Linked DNA regions of Homo sapiens: region 2 is linked to region 1. Evidence: read pairs that join two places in POLR2A ChIA-PET (ENCODE). Cell type or tissue: Panc1. All regions are shown on one strand. Each heading gives the region's core, and the rest is flanking DNA. Links, peaks and the distances in the headings are about the cores only.

Evidence for each region. Peaks named below come from ENCODE experiments on the same cell type or tissue, not always from the same donor. Only the 100,000 strongest peaks of a DNase experiment are listed, where the experiment ranks them.
Region 2: POLR2A ChIA-PET joins it to region 1 with 6 read pairs; 5 of 35 experiments call an interaction of 5 or more read pairs at or near these places.

The regions. Positions count from the first base shown.
Region 1 is chr20:49,509,890-49,520,532 of GRCh38, reverse strand. It overlaps PTGIS (prostaglandin I2 synthase), which reads left to right. Exons shown (of 10, transcript NM_000961.4): 7 at 6,138-6,306; 8 at 7,272-7,453; 9 at 9,354-9,505. Among named protein-coding and RNA genes, the nearest start is that of KCNB1, 33 kb to the right of the region's middle. In Panc1, for the core only: no CTCF peak of the experiment used is centred there; no DNase peak of the experiment used is centred there; H3K27me3 peaks cover 216 bases.
Region 2 is chr20:49,282,161-49,292,803 of GRCh38, reverse strand. ZFAS1 (ZNFX1 antisense RNA 1) reads right to left here. Exons shown (of 4, transcript NR_036658.2): 4 at 3,544-3,759. Among named protein-coding and RNA genes, the nearest start is that of SNORD12, 6.8 kb to the right of the region's middle. RefSeq lists enhancers at 1,223-1,322, 2,358-2,467, 4,637-5,568, 5,569-6,500, 8,365-9,297. In Panc1, for the core only: no CTCF peak of the experiment used is centred there; no DNase peak of the experiment used is centred there; H3K4me3 peaks cover 336 bases; H3K27ac peaks cover 627 bases.

The DNA of each region.
Region 1 (10,643 bases), core at 2,621-7,620:
ATGAAACCCTGACTCTACTAAAAATACAAAAATTAGCCAGGCATGGTCGCACAGGCCCGTAATCCCAGCTACTCAGGAGGCTGAGACATGAGAATCACTTGAACCCGGGAGGTGGAGGTTGCAGTGAGCCGAGATGGCACCACTGCACTCCAGCCTGGGCAACAGAGTGAGACTCCCATCTCAAAAAAAAAAAAAAGTATTAGAGGGAATGTGTTCTATGGAGAAGAGATGCAGCAGGAAGGCAGGCCCAGGAAGGCCTCACTGAAAGGTGACATCTGAGCAGAGACTGAAGGAAGTGAGGGGTGAACCATGTAAATATATAGAATGAAGTTTCCCAGGCAGGGAGCAGCAAGTGCAAAGGCCCTGAGGCAGGACTAAGGGTGACACGGTGGGGAGGCAGAGCTGCCGGACCACACAGGTCCCTGTAGGCCATGGGGAGGGCTTTGGCTTTTACTGTGAGTGAGACAGGTGCCTGCTGTAGGGCTCTGAGCAGAGGAAGAACCTGGCCTGTCTTTCGCTTTAGAGGGATCATTCTGGCTGCAGCGCTGACAAGAGACTGTAGGGGGTGGGGAAGCAGAGGCAGGGAGAGCAGAGAGGAGCAGCAGGATCCAGACAAGAGAGGGTGCTGCTGGGCCAGGGTCAGGGGTGGTTAGATTCTGAACATATATCAAAGTAAAGCCAACAGGATCCGCTGTTGGATGGGACCTTGGGGGAGGCCATCAAGGATGAATCCAGGTTTGGGCCTGAGTGACAGGAGGGATGGCAGAGCCATGGGCAGAAGAGGGAGATGGCGGGAGGAGGAAGTTTCAGGGAGAAGATCGGGGGTTGGGCTTTGGGTATGTTGAATTTGAGATGGAGATGGGGGAGTGGACACCTGGAGAAGAGAGTCTGGAGTTCAAGTTTGAGGTCCAGGCTTGGGAGTTGTCAGCATAGAGGAGTTTAAATCCTCAGGACTGGAGGAGATACTGCAGGCGAGGGTGGGTGAAGAAGGGGGCATCCCTGGGGCTCTCCAGTGGTGGGAAGGGTGAGGAGGAGGGGCCAGGAAGGTGGGAGGAGAGCCGGGAGTGGGAAGCTGGGTCAGATGCTGCAGAGAGGCTGAAAAATGGTAGCTGTGATTGCTGCTGTCAGGTCGGAGATGATGAGTCAGGAATAATAATCTCAAAAGATACTGAGCACTTACCCTGGGCCAAGCATCCTGTTGAGCACTTTGCAACCACCATCTCATAGGATCCTCACAACAGCTTCCTGAATCCAGAACCCCTGAACCTGGAATCGAGAGTGATGGAAGGAGCAGTGGGAGTCTCAGGCATCCAGGGAGGACTCTGTGGGCCGAGACCTAAGGTCCAGGCAAGGGGAAGAGGAGGCTGTAAGGGAAGGTGGGGTGGGGTGGTGGGGGGCAGACGGAGGAGAGTTTCCAAACACAGGTCAGGCTTCCCTGCCAGCTCTGAGCCCACTGATGCTGGTAATGCCAGGACTGAAACCATTGATTGACATGATGTCCCTCAGCCCCATCCATCACATCTGATCCTTCTCTTCCTTCCCGATATCTGGCTTGGCCTTCACCCCATCACATCCTCAGCAGCCACAGCCACACATCCCTGGAAATTCCTGGGTGGTCCTGAGAGGTAGGGGAGGGGGCCACGGGAGCTGCTGGGCCTGCACATAGCTCCGCTGAGATAGTGATCATCGAGAAGAATCCTTGAGGCATCTGACAACGGAGTAGAAAGCAAAACCACAGTATTGAGAGTCAGACAGACTCGGGTGGAATCTCACCTCTGCCACTAAACTAGTTATGTGACCTCAAACAAGTCACTTTTCTGGGCTTAAGTTTCACCATCTGTAAAGAGGGTTGGTTTTTTTGTTTGTTTTTTTTTTTGTCTTCAGTAGTTTTATCTTGAAATAATTTTAGATTATAAAAGAGTTGCAAAGATAGTACAGGAGTTCCCAAATACCCTTCACCCAGCTTTCCCTAATGTTACATAACCACAATACATTCATCAAGACTAAGAAATTCACATTGGGACATTGCTAGTAACTAAAGTCTATACTTTATTCACATTGCCCCAGTTTTTCTACTAATATTCTTTTTCTCTTCCAGGAGCCAATCCACAATCCCACATTGCACTTAGGGCTTTTGTTTGTTTGTTTTAAATAGACTCTATTTTTACAGCAGATTTAGGTTCACAACAAAATTGAAGGAAAGGTGCAGGGATCTCCCTTAGCCCCCTTCTCCCAATGCCTCGCCTCTCCATCGCTGGTGTCCCTCAGCAGAGTGGCACATTTGTTACAATTTATGACCTACACTAACACATCATCACACTCGGGATATTCTTTTATTCCGTTGGAATCTTCTAAATCATAAAAATTAAAAGAAACACAATCTGTGACCCCCATCCCTCAGGTCTCCCTTCTTCTGCCAGGCTACATCCTCAGAGGGTCTCCCCCTGGGGGATGACTACAATGGCCTCCAGTAGCTCTAGGCAATTTAGCAATCCCATGGAGGAGGGCTTCCCTTCCCCTAAATTCTAGCACAGCTCCCAAGACTGATACTCACTGGCCCAGCCCACGTCATATGCCCCACTCTGCGTGGATCACTCAGTGCCTCCGCCTGGGTCCCATGCCCACACTTGAAGTCTGGAAGGATGGGTCAGTCCTGGATGGCCCACATGGACTTAGACTTAAGAGGAGGTGGTTCTTTGAAGGAAAGTGGGGTGCTGTTACCAACGACAAGGAAGCGGATGCAGGCAGGAGCGGGCAGCGGAAGTCCCCCACTTCCACTGATGGGCCATGTTGTCAGGAGGCAACAAGAAGGAGCATGTGAATCACCAAGGGTGTGGTCTGGCCCGCAGTCAGTGCCTCCCAGAGGTCAGCCACTGCCATTCACAGGAAAGCTAGAACAGGGGTGGCACTGCTTTTGGGTCATGGCCTTTGGCTGCAGTAGGAGGGAATGAAGACAAACAAGAAGTGTCTTCCTGAGTAAACGGAGGCAAGGCTCCGTGGGTGAAAGCTCAAATTCCAGGGTGGCAAATTCAGGATCTCTTATGGTTGTGTGTGCACACACACACACACACACACACACTCACACTCACATCTGTGCAGTTGGGTAAAAGGCGGTCTTGGTCACCTCCCTAACTTGCCACAGCTTTTTCCTGCAGGCAGAGATAGCCAAGCGCCCATGTGTTCCACTCCTGCTTGGTAATTAATGAGCGGTGGCCCCCATCTAACCATCTGGGCCAGATAAAATGGCCTTGGCGCTGAGCTAAGCTGGTGTTGAATTATTTATCATCCGCATTTGCCTGGCTATTTAAGTGATGGACAGCAGGTGACCTTGCTGTGTCAGCTGGACCTGAGGTGCTGGTGGAACTCTCAGAAAGGGCCGGAGGCCCCCCCGACTTGTTTTCAAATCCAGGGGAGGGGCCAGTGGGGGAGGAGTAACCACTTCTGAGCACCTACTATGGGCGCAGCACGTGTGGGATTGCTTGCATTCAGCCTCACTGGACCCTTGCGTCCACCCAGGAGGTGGCAATGTTACCCCCAGTGTTGAGACCCAAAGGGGGACGTGACTTGTCCACAGTCACAGAAAGTGGGGAGCTGGGATTTGAACCCACCTCTACCTGGTCTCAGTCCAGGGATCTTCTAGCCCACCTCCCAGGCTGTCTTGGAGCTCCACCTCTAATCCAAAGGGATGCAGATGTTTATTTGACAAATATCAGTGAGCCTCCACTATATGCTGGGCAGTGGGTAGTGACCGGGGAGTACTTCGTTTTCCTTTTCAGTAAAAGGCCTAATAATGGCACCTGCGTGATGGAAGTATTGAGCAGAGGAGTGTGGTTCCTCCTGGCCTCACGGGCACTAAAGAGGAAGGCAAAATCTATCTCACCATCACTAATGCTATGGTGCATTTCTTTCCAGCCTTTCCCCATAGGTTTTTCTTCTGTGGTTAAGATCATGCAGCTGTTTTAATCTAACCTTCTATTTGGTTTAATATTGTAACATGAGCATCTCTCATGACATTGTACATCACTGTAGAAATGATTTGGATACAGCCTGGGAAACATAGTGAGACCTCATCTTTACAAAAAATAGAAAGATTAGCCGGGCATGGTGGTGCATGCTTGTATCAGCTACTTGGGAGGCTGAAGTAGGAGGATCACTTGAGCCCAGGAGGTGGAGGTTGCAGTGAGCCACGATCGTGCCATTGCACTCCAGCCTGGGTGGCTTCTGTTTCACTTAAAATTAGTGTGTCCATTAAAAAATTTTGAACAGTTTAAAAGGTATTTGCAAGGAAAGTCAGCCTCCTTCCTCCTTATCCTCTTGTCTTCCCAGCTTCTGTCCCAAGGTAACCTCAGTTACCCGTTTCTGGTGTCTCTTAGAGATGGTCTGTGCTTCTTTGGGAGGCTGTGGCAGGAGGACTGCTCGAGGCCAGGAGTTTGAGATCAGCCTGGGAAACATAGGGAGACCTCCATCTCTACCAAAAAAAAAAAAAAAACCTAGCTGGGTAGCACATGCCTGTGGCCCCAGCTCCTTGGGAGGCTAAGGCAGAAGGATCACTTGAGCCTAGGAGGTCGAGGCTGCAGTGAGCTATGATTGTGCCACTGCATTCCACCCTGGGTGACAGAGCAAGACCCTGTCTCAAAAAAAAAAAGAGATGGTCTGTACTTCTTCATGTATATTTCTCTTTAAACAAACACACAAATGGCAGCATGCTGAGCCACCACCCTGCACCTTGCGTTTGCATGCTTCTGTGTGTCTTGGCTACAGTCCCACATCGGTACACACAGAGCCAGCTTCTTTTTAATGACTTCCTGCATCACATCATCCAATGGATGGATCTTCATTGATCTCATTGATCTCTTATTGATAGACATGAGATTGTTTCCAGCATTTTTCTATTACATGAGCACTGCAATAATTATCTTTGTGCATATGTCCTTTTGCCCATGTGTAATTATGTCTGTAATGAAATTAGTGGGTAAACATGATATTTAATGATGATTTAATATTCCATTATTATGATTGAATAGAATAGTCACGGCAGACAAAAACCTTCCCCCAAATTGAGATTAGTTGGTATTCTTCCCATATCTGGATCACTAAAGGGTGCCATATACACATTTTAGCCACATACCAAAGAGCTGAGGCTAAAATGTGTATGAAAATGTTCAGCTAAGACTGAAGCCTTGAAGCAAGAAATTCCACTCGTTTTCCTAAGTGTTTATCTATTGGGAAGTTTAAATAATTTTTATTCATAGCTTTCAGTCATCAATGATGATTGCGGCTTTGTTTTATACGTACACAACACACACACATTTATTCTTCAAGTGACTGATAGAATTTGAAGATACAAAGCATATAGGGAACTTTTTGCTTCCCAAACTACATCAAGAATGATTATATTTGGAAGCAAATCTTTAGATATCACACCAGTTAGCTATTGTTGCATAACAAACATCCATAACAACTCATCAGCGGCATACACCCATCAGCATTTATTTAACTCACGGGTCTGTGGGTCTGGCTCATTGGGGCAGCTCAGCTCTGTCCATGAGTCTCTCATCCTCCTCTTGGGATCAGTGGGCTTGCCGAGCAAGTGGAAACACAAAGTCTCTCGCGGCTTAGGCGTAGAGTGGCTGTTCCTTCAATTCCACCTCAATCTATTGGCCAAAGCAAGTCCACGGCTGAGCATAAATTCAAAGGGCAGGGGAAATACGCTCTGGCTCTTGAATAGGAGGAACAGCAAATTCACATGGTAAGGAGCGTGGATTCTGCGATTGGGGAAGAATTGGGGCCAACAATGTGATCATTCTCAGATGTGAACAGTCTTAACTGATATACCCTGTTCCTATTACTGACACTGTTTTGCTGATTAGCTATGAAGATTACCTGTGTGACCTAGGATTAGTGACTTTGCACACAGTCAGGGATGCCACGAGTGGCCTTGAAGTAGGTATTTTGGGCCACAGGGCAGTTTTGGCCATGTCCTGAGGCTGGAGATAGACACTGGTCATGCCTGGGTGTTTGGCAGCAGTGGGAACCCAGGCCTACTGGCCCCTCTGTCTTGGCCCGAGCTGTGTCCCTGGCAGAGACGAGTCAGCTCTGCCCTCATAATGGCATAACAGGGGCCCTTCTCCTTGCAGGGGAATATGGGTCCCGCTGCCTTCTGGCTCCTGCTCTTCCTTCTCAAGAATCCTGAAGCCCTGGCTGCTGTCCGCGGAGAGCTCGAGAGTATCCTTTGGCAAGCGGAGCAGCCTGTCTCGCAGACGACCACTCTCCCACAGAAGGTTCTAGACAGCACACCTGTGCTTGGTGAGATCGTCAGACCCTCCAAGATAGCCCCTAAGACTGCGTCATCATGGACCCCCAAAGCCCTCCCCAACATGGACTCCTGTCTTCCAGGGTCCATCAGTGTGTCCTCCGACCTAGGGTCTCCCTAAGCCTCCTATCTTCACACACCTGGCATCTCCATACTCCAGCCTCAGCTAGGGGTCAAGTGACAGAAAACCTAACTTCAATTGACTAAGGTGAAAAGGTACTTTGAGACATGTCACTAAAAAGCCCAGAGGATTGGCTTCAGGCACAGGTGGATCCATGCACTTTAACAATGTCGTCAGGACTACTCAGTTCCTCTCCACCTCTCAGCCCTGTTTCCCACTGGGTTGGCTCCAGTCTCAGGCTGGCAGTAGCTGTTGGCAGCTCAAGGCTGACTTCCTCCTGGCTCTGTGAGACTCTGAATCTCTTACAGTGTTCCCACCAAGAGTCCCAAGACTGTGTCTCATTGGCTTTCTTTGGGTCATGTGTCCATCCTGAACCAATCACAGGGCTCAGAGGGATGCTCTGATTGGCCAGTCACAGCCCCATCCCAGGAGTTGAGCATAGAAGCAGCAGTCTAACCCCTGAGAATGAGAGAGGGGTGGACCCTAGAGGAAAATCAGGGGCCCGTTTCCAGAAGAGAAATATATGCCGGGCAGACAGGAACAGAGATTGATGGCCCTACTCTCTCCCCAGCCTTCTGATATCTCCCTAGCTCCCACCTTCCCTCACAACTTCTCTTGGGGTCAGACCTGGATACCCTCATGTTCAAACGTCTCTGAGGGACCACAGAGACCACATGTCATCGTGTGTCCTTTTTCACCTTGCTATGTGACTGTGTGGGCGAGGCAGGCACCCTCTCTGAGCCTCTTCATCTTCCTCTGTAAAATAAGAGCTGGGGTTGGCATATGAGCAGGTGAAGGGATAGCCCGCTGACTCTTCCTTGCACCTGCCCCATGCAGATAGCGTGCTGAGTGAGAGCCTCAGGCTTACAGCTGCCCCCTTCATCACCCGCGAGGTTGTGGTGGACCTGGCCATGCCCATGGCAGACGGGCGAGAATTCAACCTGCGACGTGGTGACCGCCTCCTCCTCTTCCCCTTCCTGAGCCCCCAGAGAGACCCAGAAATCTACACAGACCCAGAGGTAAATGGCAGGGGCGCCTGGTCATATGGGGTCTGTGGGAGAACAATCAGTGACTTTGGGATGAGCCAGATCTGAGTGGCAGCCTGGCTCTGCTCTTTGTTTGCTATGTGACATTGCCCAGATTGCTTCACCTCTCTGTGTTTGCTTCCTCACCTGTGAAATGGACCTCATAATAGCACCTGCCTCATGAGATTGATAGGAAGATTAAATGGGATCATGCATAAGCAGATATTGATGGCCCCACTCTCTCCCCAGCCTTCTGATATCTCTTTGGCTCCTACCTTTTTTCACAGCTTCTCTTGGAGTCAGACCCAGATCCCCTCATGTTCAAGGGTCTCTGAGGAACCCTAGAACATGAGGGGATGTTCATTCACACTGAGTGCTTTGTGATAGCTCAGCCATTTTCCTTATTTCAGATTGTTATAATGTCAGTTTCTCAACACTTTTGCCTTGCCCCAGACTTTGAGAAGAAGTAAACTTTCACAATTGCTAACAGATTGGGTGTTTACTGTGTGTCAGACCCTAAACTACATGCTCATCTATCCATCCATTCATTCATCTGCCCATCTACTCATGCATCTGTCTATTCATGTATTCATCCATCCATCCACACACTCACTTATCTACCTATCCATTCATCTATCCATCCGCCCATCCATTCATCCATCCACCCACCAATTTACCCTTTCATCCACCCATCTACCCATTCATTTATCCATCCAGCCACCCATCCACTCATCTATCCATCCATCCACTCATCTACCCATGCATCCATCTGTCCATTCATCCATTCACAAATTCACCCATCCATCCATTAATCTATCCATCCACCCATGCATCCATGCATCCATCCATCCATCCACATACTCACCCATCTACCCATCCATTAATCTATCCATCCACCCATCCATCCATCCATCCACCCATGAAGCTACTCTTTCATCCACCCACCTACCCATGAATCCATCCATCTATCCATCCGTCTGTCCATTCAATCATCTACTCATTTATCCATCCATCCACCCACTCATTTATCTACCCACTCACTCATATGTCCATCCACCCATTCTTCTACTTATCCACCCATCCATCCATCTATCCACCCATCTACTCATCCATCCATCCATTTGTCCATTCATCCATTTATTCATCCATCCACCCATCAATCTACCCATTCATTCACCCATCTACCCATCCATCCATCCACCCCATCTACCCATCCATCCATCTATCCATCCCTCCATTCATCCATCTTTCCATCCACATTTCCATCTCTTAGTCTATCCACTGGTTCATTCACCTATCCTTCCACCCATCTTTCAGTCGGCAGCTACTCCATGCCAAGCTCTGTGCTCAGCTACAACCCTTGCCTTACCACTGTGCAGTGTAACCAAAGGAAATTGGCATTTTCTTTTTAAAAAATATTTTAATTTCTTTTATTTTACATTACAAAAGTAATATATATCATAGAATATAAAGAAATACAGAGAAATATATACTTAAATGTAAAAAATATGTATTTCCCTTCTTCTCCAGTTCTACAGAGTTCTCTGACCAAGGTTTGGAGTGTGCCTTGCGAATTGTTTTCATGGCTTTACAGGCATACACACAACACATTCACATGCCATGAAAAGATTGGTGTGTGTATAGGATCATGCAATATATACTATTCTGAAACTTGCTTTTTTCACTCAACAACCAATTGTAGAAATTCTTTCCATGTCAGTACACACAAACCTTTTGCCATAATTTTTTAACCAATCCCCTATCAATTGACCTGTATATGGTTTCCAGTTTTTCCCTCTTATAAACATGACTGTCATGAACATCCTCATACATTTTTCTTGGTGTGAGCTTGTTCTGGGAATGGGGTCAGAAAAGGACCTTCTTCCTATTTCAGGTATTTAAATACAACCGATTCCTGAACCCTGACGGATCAGAGAAGAAAGACTTTTACAAGGATGGGAAACGGCTGAAGAATTACAACATGCCCTGGGGGGCGGGGCACAATCACTGCCTGGGGAGGAGTTATGCGGTCAACAGCATCAAACAGTGAGTGGGGGGCCAGGGCAGGGCCAGGGTGGCTCCTGATCCCCTGGTTGGCAGGCGCCCTTCTCTCCTGGGACTGAGGGCTCAGCCAGGAGAATGGTTTGGCAGAGGCTTCACATGGACAGCCCGTGAGCCATCTCTTATTTGTGGTTTTACAACTGTGTGCTTTTATAAATCAGAAGAGCTCGTGTAAAAAAGCCAGATTTCGGATTTCTTTTGAAATAATCAGATCTGGCAGCAGGTTCTTCCCTCCAAGACTGGTGTCCAGATTCCAAATACTGGACATTCCTTTCAGCTGACCGTAGCTACCCGTCTGCAGCTGCTGCCGCATGTTCAGAACTTCATGTTAGGAACTGGCCGAACTTCACTGTTCCCACTTGGTTATTTTAATACCTGTGGGGCCGAGAGCCTCATAAATTATCTCCCTTGAACCCCAGGAGCTTTGGCCACCAGGATCACAAACAGATTGGACCAGGGGTTATGACATCTGCCCTGTCCTCCTGTCCAGCCCCTGTGCAATCATAAGCTGGGTTACCTTCTGAGCCTGTTTCCTCAACTGTAAAATGAGGGTTCTGATTATAACTATACCCCAGGAGTGTCAGGATAAATGAATTGGATCTTTCTAAGTTCTTAACCCACTGTCTGGCTCATTGTAGGCATTTGAAAAATGTTAATTATTACCATAATTGTTAATATCATTATTGTGCATGCATTGTGCTAAGTGAGTGGGCACGTTACATAAACCTTTAGCCTCAGTTTCCTCAAGAAAATGGAGTCAATTATGAACATAATACAGCTCATATGCATTCCTTAAAATCACCTTGCTGTGTGAAATCATGCAACAAAAACTGCAGGGATTCACGCCTGTAATCCCAGCACTTTGGGAGGCCGAGGTGGGCAGATCATTTGAGGCCAGGAGTTGGAGACCAGCCTAGCCAACATGGTGAAACCCCGTCTCTACTAAAAATACAAAAATTGGCCGGGTGTGGTGGAGCGTGCCTGTAATCCCAACTACTCAGGAGGCTGAGGCAGGAGAATCTCTTGAACCCAGGAGGTGGAGATTGCAGTGAGCCAAGATTGCGCCGTTGCACTCCAGCCTGGGCGACAGAGTGAGACTCTGTCTCCAGAAAAAAAAAAAAAA
Region 2 (10,643 bases), core at 3,770-8,769, 230 kb after region 1:
AGGATGGTCTCAATCTCTTGACCTTGTGATCTGCCCGGCTCGGCCTCCCAAAGTGCTGGGATTACAGGCGTGAGCCACCGCGCCTGGCCATGCTTGTGCTTTTACCCATGCAGTTGGTGAGGGTCTTAAGCAAAGGCCCTTGGAAATTAGGGGCCTAGGATAGTACTGGTTCACATCCCAGCTTTCAAGAACCACCTTCAAGGTACATGAACTCACCAAACCTCCCTGAGCCTGTTTTGCTATCTATAAAATAGGGTAATAACAGAGTTGGGGTATAGATTAAATGAGATAATAGCACAATATTGGCACGTGGCAAGCACCCAATAAACCTCATTTCACAGATGAGGAAACTGAAGCTTATAGAAGGAAAGGACTCCTCAGTCAATAAGACAAAGAGGTAAAACGAGACTGAAGCATCAAATGTTTGGTGGGACTGGTAGGAGCTAAAGCTAGAGACGGGTTGCCAATAGTTTGATCATTAGAGGCCTACAACTGCCTTGGAGCTCAGAGAAGCAACAGCAAAGCTGAGACTATGGGTGTGGCTGGGAGTTCTCCAGGAAGCTTCTCTGGCCCCTGGCTGGCAGGTATTTGGGGCCATTTCTGACCTCAGTGGTATCTCATCAACACAGAAGTCCAGCAAAAGCATTTGAGCTTTTAAGAGCCAGAAATTATCTCCTTCCTGTATCCATTAGACTGCATTGAAGTAACATGTTGCAATTAAGCCAAGGGTTACAAATACAAGTGCCAGGCCAGGCACGTGGGTCATGCCTGTAATCCCAGCACTTTGGGAGGCCTAGGCAGGTGGATCACTTGAGGTCAGGAGTTCGAGACCAGTCTGGCCAACATGGTGAAACCCCACCTCTACTAAAAATACAAAAATTAAGGGGCACCGTGCAGGCTTCTGTAATCCCAGCTACTCAGGAGGCTGAAACAGGAGAATCCCTTGAACCCAAGAGGCGAAGGTTATAGGGAGCTGAGATTGCACTCCAGCCTGGGGGACACAGCAAGACTCCGTCTCAAAAAACAAAACAAACACCCCACAAATACAAGAGCAGACTGACAGAATCAAATGCATGCTCTGCCACTTAACAGCTGTATGACAAACTATATATACACATATACATAGATGTATATGTACATGCATGTATATACTATACACATAGGCAGTACCTGTTAGGCACTAAGTAAAAACATGGCCAGGCATGGTGGCTCATGCCTGTAATTCTAGCACTTTGGGAGGCCAAATAGGGAGGATCCCTTAAGCCCAGGAGTTTGAGACCCGCCTGAGCAACAGTTTCTATTTAAAAAAATAAAAAACAAGATAAGGGAATAGAAAGTGATAGAGATGATTAGACAGTTCCCCAGAGGGAGTGAGAGCAAATACCTGAATGACACAAGGCAGAGGGCTGTGCAAAGCTCTGGGGGTCTAGGGCTGATCATTCCAGGCAGTGGGAAAATCAAGTGCTAAGATACTGAGGTTGGAGTAATCCTAAAGGAATGGAGAAGTCAGGGGGCCCATGTGGCTAAGATTGAAAGGGAAGAGATGAAGTTAGAGGTTAAGGGAAGGGGAAGATCATGTAGGCCCTGATGGACTTTGGCTTTTACTGTGTGAGGTGGGGAAGACACTGGAGGCTTCTGAGCAGAGAGCTCCATACCTAATTCAGGTTTTCACAGATCGCTCTGGTTGCATCTCAATTGATCGTAGGGAGCAAAGGCTGAAGTAGAGACCAGTATTCCAAGCTTGTTTGATGGTTTGTACCAAGGTGGTAGCAATGAAGACGCTAAGAGGGGGTGGGTTTCAGATGTATTTTGAAGGTAGAACCAATAGCATTTGCCAAGGGATTCACATGGTACATGAGGTTGATTCCACAGCTCCTGACCAACTGGACTTCTGGTGTTGCCAATACCTGGGAAGGGAAGATCGCAGGAAGCACAGACTTGCAGGGAATGGGGTTAGGTGAGTGAAGCATCAGGCATTTAGTTTTGGACATGTTAAGTCAAATGCACAAATAAGTCTGAAAATGTAGGCTGGGGCCAGACATAAACGCTTCAAATGCTACGTGGAGAAATTGAAGTAGCATCAGTTGACTTAGGTAATGGAGATGCCCATGTCAGGACCTTTAGAGTGGGCATTATAGAGTTGTGAATTTACTGCTTTGTAGCAAGTTATCTCAAAACCTAGTGGCTTGAAATACATTTCCCATAGGTCAGAAATCCAAGCACAATCTGGGTGGGTCCGCTCTCAGGGTTTCTCACAAGCCTCCGCTACAGAAAGACGTGCTTACAAACTCACATGGTTGTTGGGTAACTCCTCCCACACTAATGGTTCAACCTCAGTTGATTGCTACGCTGGCCTCTCCCAACATGGCAGCTTAATTAAAAGTGAGCAAGCTAGGCCAGGCGTGGTGGCTCACGCCTGTAATTCCAACACTTTGGGAGGCTTGACGCAGGCAGATCACTTGAGGTCAGGAGTTCAAGACCAGCCTGGCCAACATGGTGAACCCCCTCTACTAAATATACAAAAATTAGCCAGGCGTGGTAATCCAAGCTACTCGGGAGGGTGAGGCAGGAGAATTTGCTTAAACCCAGGGGACGGAGGTTGCAGTGAGCTGAGATCTCAAAAAAAAAAAAAAAAAGTGAGCAAGCCAAGGAGAATGAGAAAAAGAGCTAGCAAGTCTCAGAAGTTACACTAGGTCCAGCCTAGTCAAGGGGAGGGGATTCTGAGTCAATACCAGGAGTCATTTTAGAAATCTAGAGGTCCCAGGCTGGGCGCAGTGGCTCATGCCTGTTATCCCAGCACTTTGGGAGGCCGAAGTGGGCAGATCACAAGGTCAGGAGATCAAGACCATCCTGGCTAAAACAGCGAAAACCCGTCTCTACTAAAAATACAAAAAATTAGCCGGGCGTGGTGACGGGCACCTGTAGTCCCAGCTACTTGGGAGGCTGAGGCAGGAGAATGTGAACCCAGGAAGCAGAGCTCGCAGTGAGCTGAGATCATGCCACTGCACTCCAGCCTGGGTGACACAGCGAGACTCTGCCTCAGAAAAAAAAAAGAAATCTAGAGGTCCCATCTTTGAGGTGAGATTTTAAGATACTTAAAAAATTATTCACTGTGTATTTTAAATAAAAAATCATCACATATTGATAAATGATGCAGCCTATTTTTGCAATTTCCTATGAAGTTTATAAACAAATACCATAGCCCACATCATCCTTACTCATCTCATGCAACCATTAAGGCCTAATACCCACGATTTAACATACACGATCTTGTGCAGGTGTAAGCATACAAGTGAGATACCTCTGTATTGACCCTCTGCTTTGAATTCTGGCCCAAGTGTGCTTGCTTATTCTTAGGTTTCCAATGCAGAAGCCAATCACGAGGCACAATACCTGTGGAAAGCAGGCTTTGCCCACAGAAACCAACTGCCCACTAGGGTGATTCTCCCCTCAAAAAACTAAAACCAAATGAAACTGCAAATACCTAACTACTACTTGTTATCCCTGTTCAATGGTTATCTCCAATGGCCAAACAAAACAGCATTTTGATTTAAAAGATTTTATTTTCTTTATGCAGGTAGGCAGTTAGAAATTTCAAAGTCTAACAATGACATTCTTGAAGTGGGCACAGCCTTTTAAACTCAGGCTATGTATACAGTAACCTTGTGGAACTGGTTCAGCCAGATCTTCACTTTCATGAAAGCACAGGGTCTGTCCTTTTCTTTCCAGAGGGCTCCTCTCATATTCCATCGCCAGTTTCTAAGAAAGAAGGTGGATTACAATCAGTGCTCCATTCTGGTCTATACCGCTTCTTGTTTAGGGTATGAAAATACATGTGACTAAGACCTGGTCACTCCAAGTCCATCCCCTTTATCGGTACGGCCAAGTACCGATAAACGGAGCTGGGAAACTTCCCAATCTCTAATAAGACAACTTTAATTCTGTACTTTTATTGAATCCCATATTGTACCTGCGTTGGCAAAATGTTTAACCTTCATCTAAAAATGACTTCATGTCACAGTAAACACAGAAGACAAAAACCCAGAATGAGGACACTACCAGTAAAAATCTTTTAAAGGATGAGAAGCTGAGCAGTGGGGGGTATGGCTGTAGTTGCAGCTACTGAGGATATTGAGGGTGGGAGTTTCCCTTGAAGCCATGAGTTTCAAGCAATCATGCCTGTGAATAGCTACTACACTCCAGCCTGGGTCACGTAGCAAGGCTGCAACTCTACAAAATATGAAAACATTAGCCAGGGATGGCAGTGTGTGCTTTCAGTCCCATCTACTTGGGAGGCTGAGGCAGGAGGATCATGGATGCAGTAAGCCATGACTGCACCACTGCACTCCAGCCTGGGTGACAGAGCAAGACCCCATTCTCTTAAAAACAGAAATTGGGATACCTGTATGTTCATTCAAGAAATAACCCAAGTAATGTGTATTAAAGACATTTTAGGGGCAAATAAGGATACTTGAATAAAGTTATACCAGGCTTAGGATCTATTTAACATCTTAGACGTAAGGGTCATTGTTATATGCAAGATGTCTTATTACATGAATGTTGGACTTTAAGAACTATGCACATTCACACATCCAAAAACAAAATACTTCTAAGATGAGTCATCACTGACTGACATGAACTACAATTTTTGAGGTTTTGGTTTTTTAATATAAAAGTTGGAGAATTATGAGGAGCCACATCTATGATGGCAAAAACACTATACTCAAAAGGTGTAAGAAAACTCAGTTTGCTTATTCCCCTTCCATTGATTAAGGACACCAGGCAAACTGGAGGATGATGCAACACAGTTATTTGGTAAAAAAGCTTCCCTGTGTTAGCTCAATTTATTGAGGGATTGTAAAGGTCAGCAGAAGGAAAGCATACAATCATGGTCTCAGGCCACAGTATGCTTATCTGCTGTAAAGTCCAGCCATGTGACCAGACATGGAGGTAGTGTCCCCAAGGGACACAGAAAAGGAGTGGTGTTACTTTCTCTTTAAAGGGGGTGGAAGGTATAGACTTCAAACATCCATCTCTGCTATGTCTTTCTCTCCTGGGTTTGCTTATAGACAAAGCTGCCATGTTAACAGGCCCATGTAACAAGGAGCTGAGGATGGCTCATGGTAGTAGTATGATGAATCTTATAACTGAACCTCACAAGAATTAAGTAAAATCAATTGACTCCCAACTTAAATATGATTTGGAGCTCCTTATCTTACTAAGTGAATTGGCCAAGGAAAATTAGCTCCACCCAATGTTCAATCACTTTGTCATCCTTTCTTACAAGACTGTTAGGTATGATGGGTTTCTCTTCAAAGTTTAACTTCCTTGTTCTTTGTTCTTAAGGTCAACTTCCTCATACCTTCCCACTCCTAATTACCCATTCTGTAAACATTTCTCCCACCAATCCCAACCTGTAACCCGCATTTGTTCCTTATCTGGAAAAGTCTCCCTCGCTCGTGGCAACTGCTCTTCCCACTGCTGTAACCCACACCCCTCCTGTTTAAAATAGCCAATCAGGACTAGTTTAGATTGGACTCTAGCCAATGGGGATAGAACACAGAAGCAGGAACTAGCTGTGTTAGGGATAAAAACCACTTCACCTCCTTTGTTCGGGGTGCTCTCACTGTGACCAGGAGTGCAAGCAGCACCATTCTGCAGAAGTAAATCTGCCTTGCTGAGAAATCTTTTGGAGATCATTTTCTTTGCAACTCTGAGCTCTTATTGCCAACAATTTGGGAGCTCATCTGGGATTACCGTTCTCCTTCAGGAGAAGCCCACGATCACCTCTCTTGAGGAGAGGCATCCCACCACCTCTTTGCGGTGGCCTCACAAACAGGAGATTGGGTCCCACCCAAGGTGACACATAAACCCAGACTCTCAGCAACACAGGCGGAAAGGATCCTCACATACTGCGGTGACCAGGTAACTGCACAGACCAAGTTAAGAAAAGTCACAGGGGCGACAAAGTATTTCCTTGGTGGTCAGGGCATTTTAGAGGTTGAAAGTGTGTCAATGAGACGCACAACTGAGTGCGAAGCGAGCGATGATTCCGGATCTGTGATTCCATGGTCACCTCGTATAGCTTATGGTGGATTCCTGTCATGGGGCTTATACTGACACACCAATGCTAAGGAGGACCTGAAATATTCCCTCCTGGGAAGCAGCCAGAGAAGGATGAAGCAAAAGGAGAAGAGTGCAAGAAATCTCCAGTAGCCAGGGGCTGACCCTCTAGAGAAAGGAATGGCAAGAAATCTCCAGTAAGGGAGGTTGAGCCTATGAGGAAAGGCAATAAATCTAATTTTGGGCCTCACACCAAACCTTCATTATGCAAAATACCTCAAGAAAGACAGTAAATAGAAAGGATCAAATTAATGACAGTAACATCCCCTCTGACAGTCCCCTAGGTTCTCATGCTAAAAGGATAGTGAAAGGACTAAACATAACTACAGGAAGCAAGCCAGAAGCCAACTCCTCTGAAAGGAGTAAGGTCTCTACCCCCGAACAGCCTGCTAACATATGGGACCCACCAGACCACTTGCCTCTGCCAAACCCCATGCATCAAGCCGGTACACAGGATCCCCCCACTCATCAGTCCCTCCCCCATATAATCCTGAATCAATACCCCATGTTCCCCCTAGCCACACACTTAAGCCCTACAGCATGAAATAGAACAATGTAAAAAGGATACTCAGAACTTCCCTTTCCCCTTTCCACCTCCAAAGAATTGCCCCCAACTCTCTTCCCCTTGAAGAAGTGCCCCTTGGGAGAGGAGGCATCAGCTTCGTAAATGCCCCCTTAACCAGCTCAGAAGTACAAAATCTAAAAAAAAAGAAAAACTCAAGCCCTTGTTAGATGACCCTTATGGGGTAGCAGATCAAATCATTTTTTAGGACCCCAGTTGTATGGGCCGAGCTTATGTCCATTTTAGGCATTCCCTTCTTGGGAGAAGAACCATGATCCATAGGGCTGCTTTGGTAGTCTGGGAACATTAACACCCTACCGGTCAAAATGTTCCATCAGTATCCCGAACTGAGAGTATTTCCCAAGCATTCAACATACAAGGGATGGATGAAGGACCCATGAATTCCTAAATAGGCTTAAAGAACAGATGAGAAAATATGCAGGTTTAGAAATGGAAGACCCACTGGGGCAAGGGATGCTAAAGCTTCATTTTGTTACTAAGACTTGGCCAAACACCTCTAAAAACAACTACAAAAGATAGAGAATTGGAAAGATTGTCCCAGAGACTAACTTCTTAGAGAAGCATATAAGTAGGGACAAAGAGCAGCAGAAACAAAAGGCAAAAATCATGCTGTCTACCTTACAACAGAGAACTCTGCAGTAGGAGACACAAGGAAGTAAAACTTACAAACCCTCTAGGCCACCAGCGACCAAACTGTATACAAGGAGTAAGGGAATAAAACCTGGAAGTCACAGTGCAGGACAGGGAAGAGGGGAAAACAAATGTTTCAAATGTGGAAGAGTAGGTCACTTCAAAAGAGAATGCCCCAAATGGGAAAAAGAAAAAATATTCCACTTATGGCCTTCCAGGAAAATAGGGAGGTCAGGGGCTGTCTCTTTTACCTTGAGTCCCACCAAGAGCCCCTGATAAATTTAGAGGTGGGACCCAAATGTGAACTTAAAACCTTCTTACAGATTCAGCAGCAGCTCGCTCCCGTTCCCTCCCATCTGGTATCTATCACCTGTTCTTCAGAAGAACTTTCTATCTCAGGGATAAAAGATTTAAAGCAAAAATCTTAAAAGACAGAGGTCTATACAAAAATTGATCAGCCCATGTTAAATTCCTGTTAATCCCTGAGGCAGGAACGAACTTATTAGGAAGAGACTTACCACCGCAGAAGAAAAATACATTCATCCTCATGTATGGGCAGGAAAAAGAAATCAGGGAGGCTGGGCTTGCTGGCTCACACTTGAAATACCAGCACTTTGGGAGGCCAAGGTGGGTGGATCACGAGGTCAGGAGTTTGAGACCAGCCTGGCCAACATGGTGAAACCCCATCTCTACTAAAAATACAAAAATTAGCTGGGTGCAGTGGCAGGCGCCTGTAATCCCAGCTACTCAGGAGGCCGAGGCAGGAGAATTGTTTGAACCCAGGAGGCAAAGGTTGCAGTGGCTTAAGATCACACCATTGCACTCCAGCTTGGGTGACAGAGACTCCAACTCAAAAAAAAAAAAGAAAGAAAAAAAGAAACTTCAAGTCACTCCAATCCATACAAAGTTAAAGACCCCAGGGGAAATAGTAAGAAAAAGGTAATATCCCATTCCCCTAGAGGGCAGAATAGAATTAAAGCCTGTAGTTGAAGTTCTCATTCAGGACTGATTCCCTGAACCCTGTATGTCCCCCTATTAACACCCCAGTATTACCTGTAAAGAAATCAGACAGGTCTCATCAACTAGTACAAGATCTCCAGGCTATCAACCAAATAGTCCAGACTACCCACCCTGTTGTCCCCAATCCTTTTACCATCCTCAGCAGAATTCCATGACAATCAATGGTTCAGAGTAACAGATTTAAAAGATGCCTTCTGGGCATGTCCCTTGGCTGAAGACAAGAGAAGTATTTGCTTTTGAGTGGGAAAACCCTCATTCTGGATGGAAGCAGCAGTACCAATGGAGAGTCCTACCCCAAGGGTTTACAGATTCACCTAATTCAGTCAGGACTGCCTCTCAGAAAGATACTGGCCTATCTCTCTGTTATGTGGACTGCCTTATTTACACTCTTACTACTGACATTCCTACCTTTGAAACAAAGGATCAAATTATATACTTGGCTTTCCACTTTCTCTTACCTCAGAACTAAAGGTATTTTAGCACAGATGCCACCCTTACAGTTCCTGGTACATCAATACCAGCCTGGAGATCACATCCTTATCAAAAGCTGGAAGGAGCCAGCTTGGGAAGGACCATACCTAGCACTCCTAACTGAAACAGCAGCCCGAACAGCCGAAAAGGGGTGGACCCATCATACCCCAGTCAAAACAGCATCACCATCTTCAGAGTCATGGGCTATTGTTCCAGGGCCAATTTCTACCAACCTAAAGCTACGAAAACTTTAACCCTCTTATACTGCCTTGTCTTCTTTCCTCTCTCTACCGTCAGCTATTTTATCATTAATGTAACTAGATCAAGCTCACCTCAATCACATTTGATGCCTGTCTTGTCATATCCTGTGGGGATCTCCAAAACCAGAGGCAACTGGCCTTCTCAGAAAAATATCTCTGCCCTTCCAAGATAAATTCTAAATCCTCACACAATGCTTGCCTAATCGAAACTAAATCCATTACATTCTTTGCAGTTTGGGAATGGGAAGGGTTTGAGGAGAGGTTCTGCCCATCCCGGAATGACGTCCTATGGAATACCGATCCTCAAGGGTAGACTTCCCCAAAAAGCTGCATCTCTCTACAACCCTACCTTCGTTTCAAAGGGAAGGCCCCCTCTAATTGCCAATATCACCAATGTAACCCAGTGCAAATTTCTATTCTTACCTCTACCTCCACCAATCCTAATCCCACTTTAAGTAGCTTCTACAGCATGGGAGCCGCAACATTAGGGATAGACCCTACAGGATCTTTCGAAATGCGCTTCATTGTTCCCCCACCCCCTTCATCCCCTTCTAAACAAACACCCAATGACAAAACCAAAGTGACCATTGTAGAGGTTAAAGATCTAAAGCAAACTCTACCAATTGAAACGGTACCGAGATGCAAATGCATGGCTGGAATGGATTAAACATTCTGTCCGCTCGCTAAACAAAGCGATTGTTATGCTTACGCACGTGGTAAGCCAGAGCCCCAGATTGTTCCCTTTCCACTCGGATCGTCCTCCAGCCGATCAGGCATTAAGTTGTATGGCAGCTCTCTTCCAAGACCCCACAACCTGGGGCAATAAGCTATGCCAAACTCTCTCGCTGCTGTTTCCTGAAGTCCCCTGAAGTCCGACACCCTGCGGGTCAGCCCCCGAGGGCCATCAAGCATCCGTCTTCCAATGCCAATTTTACCTCGTGTCTCTCACAGGGGGAGAACTTGAATTTGCTTGGAGACCTAACGAGATGCAGTGAGCTTAAGCCCTTCCAGGAGCTTACCAATCAGTCGTCCCTTATTCATCCCCAAGCAAACGTATGGTGGTGTTGTGGTGGACCATTACTGAATACTCTGCCAAGTTACTTGGCGTGGCACTTGAGCTCTAATCCAATTGGCTATCTCCCTTTCACCCTGGTATTTCATCCAGAAAACATACATAAAAACAGAACATCATAAAACAATGGATGTCCCTCGTGACTCTCATGTTTATATAGATGCCATTGGAATCCCACGAGGAGTGCCAGATAGATTTAAGGCCCAAAATCAAATAGCTGCAAGTTTGAATCCATGTTGTTCTGGTGGTCAACTCTAAATAAAAATGTAGATTGGGCCGGGAGTGGTGGCACACGCCTGTAATCCCAGCATGTTAGGAGGCTGAGGCGGGTGGATCACAAGATCAGGAGTTTGAGACCAGCCTGACCAACATGGTGACAGCCCCCAGCTACTCAGGAGGCTGAAGGAGAGTAGGTTGAACCCAGGAGGTGGAAGTTGCAGTGAACCATTGCACCATTGCACTCCAGCCTGGGCGACAGAGTGAG